Regions from separate parts of the Homo sapiens genome. Here region 2 is linked to region 1. The links are chromatin contacts, found by Hi-C or POLR2A ChIA-PET in ENCODE. All regions are on one chromosome and are shown on one strand. Each heading gives the region's core, a stretch centred on a gene start or an enhancer-like site at or near the end of the contact. The rest is flanking DNA. Distances are from core to core; before and after follow the strand shown. Region 1 holds the start of ICOS (inducible T cell costimulator). Region 2 has its middle 35 kb from the start of CD28.

Region 1 (5,296 bases), core at 1,406-3,905:
TATAATTAAAAGTGTCCTATTGCTCCAAGTTCATTAAAAAAAAACAAGACTTTGTTAAATTCTACATTGAGATCCATCAAAGACTAGAAATCAGCAAGATTCCCATCCTTCTTAATTCACAACCAAATAACAAAGGTGATCAGAATCATTGAGATTTACGTTCCTTTAGATTTATGTTACACCTCCACTACTTCAACACAGTTTAGAAAGAATGTAGATGTTGGAGTCACATTAGAGTTCTAACTTTGGTTCTGCCACCAACTACTGTGTAACAAATCACTTAACCTTTCCTGGTTGGAAATTCTTCAAACACTGACTAAAGGTAAGAATGCCTACATCTTCATGGCATGAGAAAGCCTATGTAAATTGGGAGGATTGAAAATACAACAGAGGACAAGCAAGTACTTAGTTTACTTGAGTTTGGCTCTTTTTCTTTAGAGCTTTTACATGGCAGTTTCTGGATACATGCATTGTGGAGATATTTTAAATAGGATCATTGCTAGCAGATTTATTGTTACCATTTAGCCACTCGTGCCTCAGGTTTGCCACATGCCAAACAGCATGCCACATCTCATGGCTTTCTTTATAATGAGAGTGAACATTGGTTGTATTCATTTAGAATCTACGATGAATATTGTTCCAGAATACAAATTATTCGTCAGCTTAATCTGGAAACTTAAAACAATCCTACCTAAGGCTGGATCTCACCTTCCACAGAATTGACACCGATGCTACTTTAATTCTCCTGAGCATAATACCACAACCAGAACTGCCCAAATTGGTTTGGCCTAGTTGAATGATTTTTATCAATACAAACAAACCCTTCCACGAATGGTACCAACGTTCTTGGAAGAATATCCAAAATCTGGAACATAGACTATATGGTCTGAATGGTCTGGCCTCTACTTTCCTTTCCAGCCTCACCTTGGACCAACTTGGACCAGTTGGTCATCTTGGACCAAGCTCAGCCTCTTCCCTCTTTGTGCTCAGGCACATCTGTCTGCTTTCTTCTAGTTCCCTAACCTTACCTCATTCCTTCCTGCCACAGGCTCTTTGCACTTGTTCCTTCCATGGTATGGAACGTTCTTCCCTACCTTCATACCGTTCTCCCCATTGATTGCTACCTTGTCCTTGAAATCTCCGCTCAAGTGCCACTTGCACAGGAAAGACTTCAATGAACCCTGCTCCTCAGCTACACCTCCACACCCACCCAGTCTAGTCAAGCTCCTTGTTACATTCCCTCATATAATTGAGTTTTGCCTGTAATTATCATTAATCAATGGGATTATTTGATTAATATATCTCTCTCTACCATGCAGTTACCTTCCAAAGAACAGGGGTTGACCTGGTTTTGCTCATCCTTGTACATACACCATCTGGCACAGTACCTGCTACCAGGCAGGTGCTCAATGCTACATGAGTAAATGGATGAATGAAGAATGAATATAAATTCCAAAGCTGCTCATGTCATTCATGCCGCTAAAGGACTTCATGAGATTCTAGAAAAGGCATAAACCAGCAAGTAGCCCAAAACTGTCCTTGTGCTCATTCTACATTCCTCAATCCTCTTAACTGCACTTAACTCACTTTGAGCCAGCACAAGATGAAACATTTGATCAATTTGATTTCATTTTTTTTTCATTTTTTGTAAGAACAGTAAGGTCTATTTTTTTGCCACTGAAAAAATGTATCCCTAGATAGGATCATACCTACTAAAAGTTCTGCCTTCACTTTTAGTTTATTTGATTATTTAAGTTATTTAATATTACTTAACTTTCCTTTTTTCAACCTCAAGAATAGGGCTCAGTGTGAAAGAGAAAACAAAAGTAGTACAAATTATATACAGTAAAAAGCAGCAGAAACACGTGTATTAACTTACATTGTATGTAGCATTATTTAAATTGTCCATATAGAGTCTGCTATATGCCATTCAAGAGAAGGAATCAGGGACTCCAGAATGATCTTTTTTGTAAGGTCTACAGGGGCTAGGAAGTATTTTTACATTATCCTTTCCTCCTTGGCTTTTTAGGGTGAACTCTGATACTTAGTGTCAATAAAAACTCTATGGTGCCCTGGACATTTCAGATAACAGATCATCCAGGTAAGATTAAAATCAAAATCCTTCTTTTCAAAGACTTCCCATTTTATTTTCTACCACAGAAAGAATTCCCAGTCCAAATGCCAGAGCTATTTAATTTTCATTCTGTTGACACAAGTCATTTTGCCTTTCATCTTTCTCTAAGAACAGTAAGCCACTCTGCTAGTTTATCCACTGACAGGTAACTCCAAGCAGGTAATTTAAAAATTTAATGGTCTGATGAAACATGTTTTTCATCTCAAGACACAGTATCAAAGGCAGCAATGCAAACTCAATGCCATCCACAGTGACATGAGTGACATGGTGCCCTTGGCCATATCCTGAAACTATTCCTACTTTCAAAAACCAAAACCACTGTCTTTTGGGTGCGTAATTTTTCTACCTTTGCTTTTTCTTAATGTTTACTTGAATTATAACTTAATAAGAAATATTCAATACACCACTTACCTGTTAAAACTTTAATGCGCAAGCAGAAGAGAAAGAAATACCAGAGGCCTGACTTCATGTTTGCCAGAAACAGTTAACAGTCCTCGCGTTCAGTGTTCAAAGCTGACAGTGAATTCAGGCTCTCGGTTGTTTTCTATTTGCTGGAAAGGAAGTGGGTTTTCTGGGAGTTTATGTAGTGTCACGCTTACCATCAAATCAAGGGGGTGTTTCTTCTTTGATGCCAATGGCTATATGAAAGGCATTATTGCTTATGACATGAGTTAAACAATGCATGGATTATTGATGATTTTGAAGACAGAGGAAAACATTACCCTTATTCTGGTTCCTATAAAACAAGTTAAAGAGATTATGCCTGTATTTTTCAGAACCACCCTACTTCTCTGAATCAATAGTTATGGGGGTTAACAGGACCTAAAAATACTCACATGATGAATAAAACATATATTTTGACACATTTCTATCTTATGCTAGGTGCTCCAGAGATAAGAAAGCCTTTGAAATAGGACAAGAAACAAACAAAATTATTATAGAAATTGAAGTGAAAAGATCTGAAAGAAGAGCATCATAGGAATCTGAGAAATGATATTTATGTGGCATTCATTGTAGATTGCAATGTTTCAAATGATGGGGTCAGTTTTAAACTAACTTAAACCCTGCTCCTCATATTACAGCAGAGTCTGTAGGAACCAGGGATTCCTCACCTACGGCTCAGTGAGACCAAGAATGTTTAAAAGCCTGCCGTGGTCTCCCCATCCCTGCAGGGAGGTAAAGTAGACAATAACAACAATAACAATAATAATTACATAGATAATTATATGTATATGTACTTAAATGTTTTATATGAAATAATATATCTTAATGCAAAATGTAAAAAATTAAATGTAATATATTTTATATATAAAATATACCTATTTTTATATATGAATATAGCTAATATTACATTTATATTATGTTTTATATGCATGTAAATGGTTACTGTTTGTATATATATTTACATTATAACTATAGTTTATACATACATTAACTCATTTAATCTTCTTAATCATCCCAATGGTGACCACTAATCTCCCATTTTACAGATGAGGAAAACTGAGGCACAGACAGGTAACGAACCTGGCCCAAGTCATATAGTAAGTGTCAGTGCTATGATTTAGAGAGTCTGGCTCCAGAGTCCTCACTCTTAACCGAAGCAGGTAGAACCACCAATACCAAGGCCTGCTGATCCCTCCATCCAGAAGTCTGAACGCGCTTCCAAGATGCTAGATCCAGGCTGGACTTCCCTTAGCCTGCAGAAATGACATTTAGATGAGAAGCTGAAATCAGCTGGCCAGGGAAACCAAGGTGTGAGTCCAAAAGGTCCAGGCTCTGAAACAGATTCCAGGTTTGGGGCTTTAGGCCAGCCACTAGGAATGCCAGACCACAGCCAAGGGGTCTGCAAGGTAAGGAGGAGGCTGATCCTGCAGGGATCCCCCTAGCTGCTGAAGCTTCCCCTAGCTACCTTCTGTAGGGCTCCTGGGTCTCAGCAGTGGGTGTGAAGGAAGCTGTTTGAGGGACTGAGCTAGCCTGAGAAGTAGAGCCTGGGCTGCCAGGACCCCTGGGACCTTGCTACCCCAATCTCCTCCCTTTTCACTGTACTCCCCGTAGCATCATGAGGAAAGGCTTCCAGCCCCACCGGCACTGTGCTAGAGTCCTTTCCCAGCACACAGGCAGGCAGTGGAGAACAATTGACTTCTTCCAACCTAGGTGAGGCCTAGCTCTGGAACTGAGTATGGGGAACTTTAACTTCACTTGAGAAAAGCTGTCATAAGTTCTAGAGCTCAGGGCTGTTGCACAGAGAAAAATACAAAGCAGAAACCTAATAATAAATATGCAATGAGGACATAGTGTGTGCCAGACACGGGGCTCCACGTGCATTGTCTGATCCCGTTCTCAAACAACTCAGCGAGGGAGAGTCTGTTACTTATTCTCATTTCATAGATGAGAAAACTGAGAGTTAGAGAGATTCAGTCATTTGCCCGGAGTCACAGAGCTGATGAGCAACGGAGCCTGTTCAAATCCAGACAGTGAAACTCTGGATTCCAAACTCTTAACTACCCCACCACACTCACACACTTATCCTCATTTATTTGGCTAGAAATTACTGGAAGCATTACTTTTTTTGGTCTCCTATTTTCATGGTGGAAGGATACTTAGGTCCTAGAGGAAATTCCAAGATAATTTGAATGCAAAAAAAGATGTCCTGGTCAATTGGAGGTGTAATGTTTCTACCTCAAGGGGAGAAAAGTTGCACAAGTTATGGTTAAATTCAGCTTTAGTTCAACTGGATATGTGTGGTTTTGTTTGATATGTATCTCTTTGCTTTTTCCCAACCCTCTCGCTTCTCAGTTTGTCAGACACTGGGTGGTAAATTGATCCGATAGTGGAGAAGAGCTCACTTCTATGTAAACAATGTTTTATGTCAAAGTCCTGTTTCAATGATCCTTCCCATGCCTCGCCTTCTCAAAAATCTTGGTCAAGAATACAAGTACTTGTGGTTTAAAATATTCAGAACTGCTTTCACGTGCCTGGAAAATTAACTGGGCAAAAATTTCCATTCACCTCACAGGAAGTGCTTTTAGTTTGCTTTTAATTTTTTTTCATTCCATGACTTAAGATGGTTTTGATTTGTGTATGCAGACGCCTGGGGTGAGGGTGGGGCATGGAAAGTTGGTTACATTAAAAGTGTTTTTTATTTCTTGCCTCCTGGGCACC
Region 2 (5,296 bases), core at 1,307-3,806, 200 kb after region 1:
AACTATTACTCATCCTAGAAAATTCCTGCTTTGAGAATGGGGATATAATTTCTATAAAGCTCAGTAACCAAATGGCAGAAAGGCTAGCATTCTATCAGGGCCTCAATAGCCCATACATGCGGGCATTAGAGAAGGCGCCCTCTCCTTCATTAAGCAGGTGCAGAGCTTGATAAGGGGAGCTTGACTAGATTTCAGCCCTCTTCATTCCCTTCACTAGGGGCCTTTGTGCAAGGCACACAGTGCATAAATGTACATAGTAGCACTATTTTCTGGAGTAGAAAAATCTTGGGATTTCCCAAAGCTGTTCACCCCAACTCAGAACTGGAACACCATGTGTAAAGTCAGGAAAATTCATTCTGCCAGAAGCTTTTTTTCATTACTGACATCCTAGACTGTTGGTACAATAATCTTAATCATCTGACCTTTTAGAGGCAATTTCCTGATCTTGGCTGGACAGACCAGTCTAAATGCTCCATTTGGCCCTATTTTTAAATTGCCCAGATGGTGTGACTGGGTGTGTGGCTTAGGGTGCCCCCATATGCTGGGCTGCTTCCAGGAACGATTTGTACCTTGGGTATAACAAGACTGGAGTGAGGAATGGGGGCAAGGGATGGTAAGGGTTAGGTCGGTGCCTTTCTGATCTGAGTAATACTGATTTCATCAGCTACTTGTGAAATGCTGAGCCTTAATGTAGATTCATGAGGGGTTACTCTTGGCCACTCATAAATGGCAGCCAAATGCAGACTGGAAACATGAGATAGGTAGAAAGTAGGAGGCCAATTCTGAGACAGCTGCTTCTGATCTCTACCCACCCAGAGTTGGATTTGGATGTACTACATAGGGAAGAATTAGCAGGGAAGTCAAGCCTGTTCATCACATTGGACACAGACCATTTTCTGCCCCCTTCCTTCTGTGCATTTGTTTCCTGGCCGGGCGCGGTGGCTCATGCCTATAATCCCAGCACTTTGGGAGGCCAAGGTGGGCGGATCACGAGGTCAGGAGATCGAGACCATCCTGGCTAACATGGTGAAACCCTGTCTCTACTAAAAATACAAAAAATTAGCCAGGCGTGGTGGTGGGTGGCGGATGCCTGTAGTCCCATCTACTCGGGAGGCTGAGGCAGGAGAATGGCATGAACCAGGAGGCAGAGCTTGCAGTGAGCGGAGATAGTGCCACTGCACTCCAGCCTGGGCGATAGATCGAGACTCCATCTCAAAAAAAAAAAAAAGAAAGAAAGAAATTTGTTTCCTTGGAGATTACAAGGATGTGATGCCTAGAAAAGAGGGAAAAGAGTAGAAAGGACTTGAGAAAAGAGTAACAAGAGCTCCCAAGATGTTTAGGCTTTCATCAATAATATAGGCCAGGCACAGTGGCTCATGCCTGTAATCCCAACACTTTGGGAGGCCGTGGTGGGTGGATCACTTGAGGCCAGGCGTTCGAGACCAGCCTCGCCAACATGGTGAAACCCCATCTCTACTAAAAATAAAAATAAAAAATAAAAAAATTAGCCGGGAGTGGTGGCGTGTGCCTATCATCCCAGCTACTGAGGAGACTGAGGCATGAGAATCGCTTGACCCCGAGAGGCAGAGGATGTAGTGAGCTGAGATCATGCTACTGTACTCCAGCCTGGGTGACAGAGCAAGACTCTGTCAAAATTAATAATAATAATATACAGAAGACTCTGTCTTCCTGAAACAGCTTCTCATTCCCTTTGCTTATAACTTCCCATTTCTTCTACCTCAAATGGCTTTCCTTAGATGAAAGCTCTTCCTTCTTCTTTATTGATCCATGTCCTTCTTTCAAAAGAGATGCTTGACTCTCAGCACTCCCAAGAAGCCTTTACACACATTCAAACCAATTCCTTCTGGCCCTAAAAATGTAGAAGGTGGCTGGAACTCAAAAATAAGCCTATAGCTAAGGTTGCAGCTTAGATCTAAGTCAAGGATCAGCAAACCGTAGCCCATAAGCCATGTCCAGCCCACTACCTGCCTTTGTACAGCCCATGAACTAAAAATGGATTTTCCATCTATAAATGGTTGGGGGAAAAAAACAAAGGAAAAGTAATATTGCATGACATGAAAATCACACGAACTTCACATATCAATATCCATAAATAAAGGTTTATTGGAATGCAGCCATGCTTATTTGTTTATATATTGTTTATGGCTGCTTTCACACTACAGTGGCAAAACTTATTATCTATAAGAGACAGTATAGTCACAAAGCCTAAAATATTTACTATCTGGCCCTTAACAGAAAAAAATTTGCTGATTCCTGATCTATGACATTGAAAGAGTTAGAGATGTTAAATAGGAACATGTCAAAGAAATGAATTTCAGGCAAACCAACAAAGGCTATCAAGTAGCCACATTAAGATCTAAGTCCCAAAATCAAGACTAAGTGGTTACCCCTAGAAGCAGGATATAGGGGGCAGGAAAAGAAAAAAAAAACTGAAGTAATATACAAAGCAGACACTCTACACTTCGGAAGTGTGGAGGTAATATCTGTGCTGCACACTGCCACATCCCTGTACCTAGCCCACATCTTAGTGCTGGGCAGGTGCCCATTAACTAGTTCTAGAATGAATGAAGTAGAAGAGAGGAAGGAGAAACATAAAGCAAATGAAACAAGCATTGCATAGGGTTGGGGATAAAAGAGGGTCCCCAACAACCACCTGAAGTTTGTCTTCCCTGTGTAATATGTCACAGGTTCTCAAAAGTTAGCAGAAACCTCCATTTGGGAAGCTAAGTGTGTGCCCAAGAGACTGAAGAAATGACTAAATAACTATGGTAACTACCCCGATGCCCATTCAAGGTCACCTTTTCCACCCCTTCCTCAGTCACCAGATGCAAATATATTTAGTCCAGAGAATAAATTCAGACGAGATTAGCAAGGGGAAGGAAATCACATATAAAGCTCATGAAATAAACAGCGCCACTTGTCACTGCTGATCTTTGATTAACTGGCTCTTCTTTCCGAAACAGGGCCTCCTTTTCTTCTTTTTCTCTCTCTGTCTTTCTCTTTGTTTTCAGGTGACACCCACACATATCCTTCAGTGTTGGCAGAGATGCTCACTCAGATAACAACTGGAGTTCATGCTGCACATTTTCATCTTCGTGTGTCATCATCACCATGTAAAACCACAACTATAGGAAAACAAAGCTGTTTGCTGCTCTTCTTCTCAACTGACATTTCCACCCAGCTCATGATTTGTTCTTTGGAGCCAGAGGAGAGTTTCAATTTATCACTGAGATAGCTCTGCCTGATGAAGTGAGAGTAAAATCCAGTCCACTTCCACCCTGAAATCCATTCACCTTTCTTCAACTTTTTGTCCCTTCAAATTCCTAGCATTCAAGGGTCTTTCACAGAGTTTCAACAGGCAAATCAGATAGGAAAATGAGCTTCGGGAAGCACACATTCTGGCCCTGAGAGTTGCACCAAGAATGAGGTCAGCTTTGAAGAGCTGATATATTCTTTGATCACCTCAAGCAATTTATCATCTCAAGCAATTTTCAAGTGTTGGGCCCGGTGTCAACACCCTGAAATGAACAAAAGTCACTCTGAGAAATTGTGTGACCTTCTGCTCTGGACAGTGGCCTAGGTTTCCAAGTGCTAGGATCCTGTGAATCTTCAAAGAGAAAGCACATATTTCTTCTGGGTTGCCAAATCAGAGAAAGCTGAGAGGCCCCACCATTCACATGTGTTCTTGAAGGGGTATGATCCCAGTTCACTGCAGCCTCAGCCTCCTAAGTAGCTGGGACTACAGGCCTGCACCATCACGTCTGGCTAATTTTTTTTTTTAATACAGACAGGGTCTCCCTATGTTGTTCAAGCTGGTCTTGAACTCCTAGACTCAAGTGATCCTCCTGCATTAGCCTCCCAAAGTGCTGACATTACAGGCATGAGTGACCGTGCCCAGCCCCAAACTTTCTTATGAGCACCACTGTCAAAAAGTCAAGAGTTAGGCCTCAGTTTAGGAAACACAGACAGACATTAGAAGCAAAGTTACCAGACAAGGTTCTGGTCTGCTTTCCAGACCATCCCATTTGCTGCTGCATAGTGTGATGGTTAGGTCCCCATTACAATGAATCCAGAAGCTTCTTTAATTTTTTCTCACCTATCCATTATCTCTGATACCGACAAGATGGGAGAGAAGAAAGGGTATTGCTTTAAAAGGGAATCAATCTGTTTTATCATACTGGAGGGAAAAAGTGAATTCGGGGTTGTGGGCAATTACAATATTCACCCAGTTGGGTAGCTAGAATGTTGTGGGAGGTGTTAGGTGAAGCGAAGTTTGCATTTTATTTTGTTTTGAACTTGAGTTTCAAAGTACTAGAACCTTTTTACAGAACTGGGTTACATTATTTTTATTAGCATGGTAAAGGAGTGCTTATTGAGCAGATTCATTTAATGGCTTTTTTTTTTTTACCCATCTCGTTCCTTTCCAATTGATTTGATTTGTCTTATTGAACTATCCATGAGTAACCAGCTGAGTTCAGTCTTTCTTGGAGTAGTAAGAGACATATAAGCTCATCTTTTTCAAGTTTAATTACCTTTATTAAGTTTAATAAGCTTCATTTCACCAAAGAAAAGAATCAGTTTAGAGATGAACTCATTGCACACCAATTTAATTGACTCTGAGTCACCTTCAGAGTAAAATTTCAACGAAGGAAACAGAAGGTGCTACATGAATTATTAGACCAGCTCTTGTGTCTGTTGTTCAAGCGCCTTTCCCTTCCCCTACCCAGAAGATGATAGGGGTGTGTGTGTGTGTGTGTGGGTCTGTGTGTGTGTGTGTGTGTGTGTGTGTGTGTGCTATTAGAGTGTTCAGCTATGATATGAGTATGACAGGTGAAGAAGTTGAAATTTTCTGTCCCCAGCATTTCCATTTGTGAGCACTTTTTGAATCAGAGCCAGAGAAGGCATTTATAGAATTTGTTGGGGGTAAAATCACCCCAGAAAAAAGAGTAGCAGGTCAGTAGTAGGATGGGATTTTAACATTTTAGACAAAGACAACATTTTCAGAAGTCTTAAACTAAAGATATGTTTAAGATATAGCCAATACTCCATTAAGAGGGAATTTGGGGACTTCAATGGAAAATCAACTTACTCCTGACAGTGGCTGAGTTGGCATGACTTTTCTAACAGTACTGGTTTTCCTCACTGCACAAAAATTTCTAAAACGTAAATGAACTTATATTCATCAGATTTTCTTTCACTAGATTTGGCTGTGTATATATTTTACCTCCTGTTTTTTTAATAAAATGAATTTTTGAACTTCTTAAGAGGAAAGTAG

The links. Hi-C counts contacts between places; a loop is a spot of excess contacts on that map. ChIA-PET counts read pairs that join two places held with the same protein, here RNA polymerase II (POLR2A). Pooled maps may share reads with other maps.
Region 2: a loop to region 1 is called in a pooled map, with 6 times the contacts of the local background. The contact joins the enhancer-like site here to the promoter of ICOS in region 1. A Hi-C loop is called at or near these places in 8 of 50 pooled maps. POLR2A ChIA-PET finds 5 or more read pairs at or near these places in 10 of 52 experiments (CD4-positive, alpha-beta T cell, CD4-positive, alpha-beta memory T cell, PC-3 and 5 more).

What each region holds. Positions count from the first base shown.
Region 1 is chr2:203,934,122-203,939,417 of GRCh38, reverse strand. ICOS (inducible T cell costimulator) reads right to left here and starts at 2,655. Exons shown (of 5, transcript NM_012092.4): 1 at 2,546-2,655. The coding sequence starts at 2,603. It overlaps LOC101927840 (a long non-coding RNA gene), which reads left to right. Exons shown (of 4, transcript XR_427213.4): 2 at 2,030-2,101; 3 at 3,217-3,310.
Region 2 is chr2:203,738,996-203,744,291 of GRCh38, reverse strand. No RefSeq gene overlaps it. Among named protein-coding and RNA genes, the nearest start is that of CD28, 35 kb to the right of the region's middle. Within about 2 kb of position 2,556, at least 4 of the 41 ENCODE cell types and tissues checked have a DNase peak (open chromatin) inside an H3K27ac peak, as active enhancers do; they include CD4-positive, alpha-beta T cell, where a contact is called at or near this core.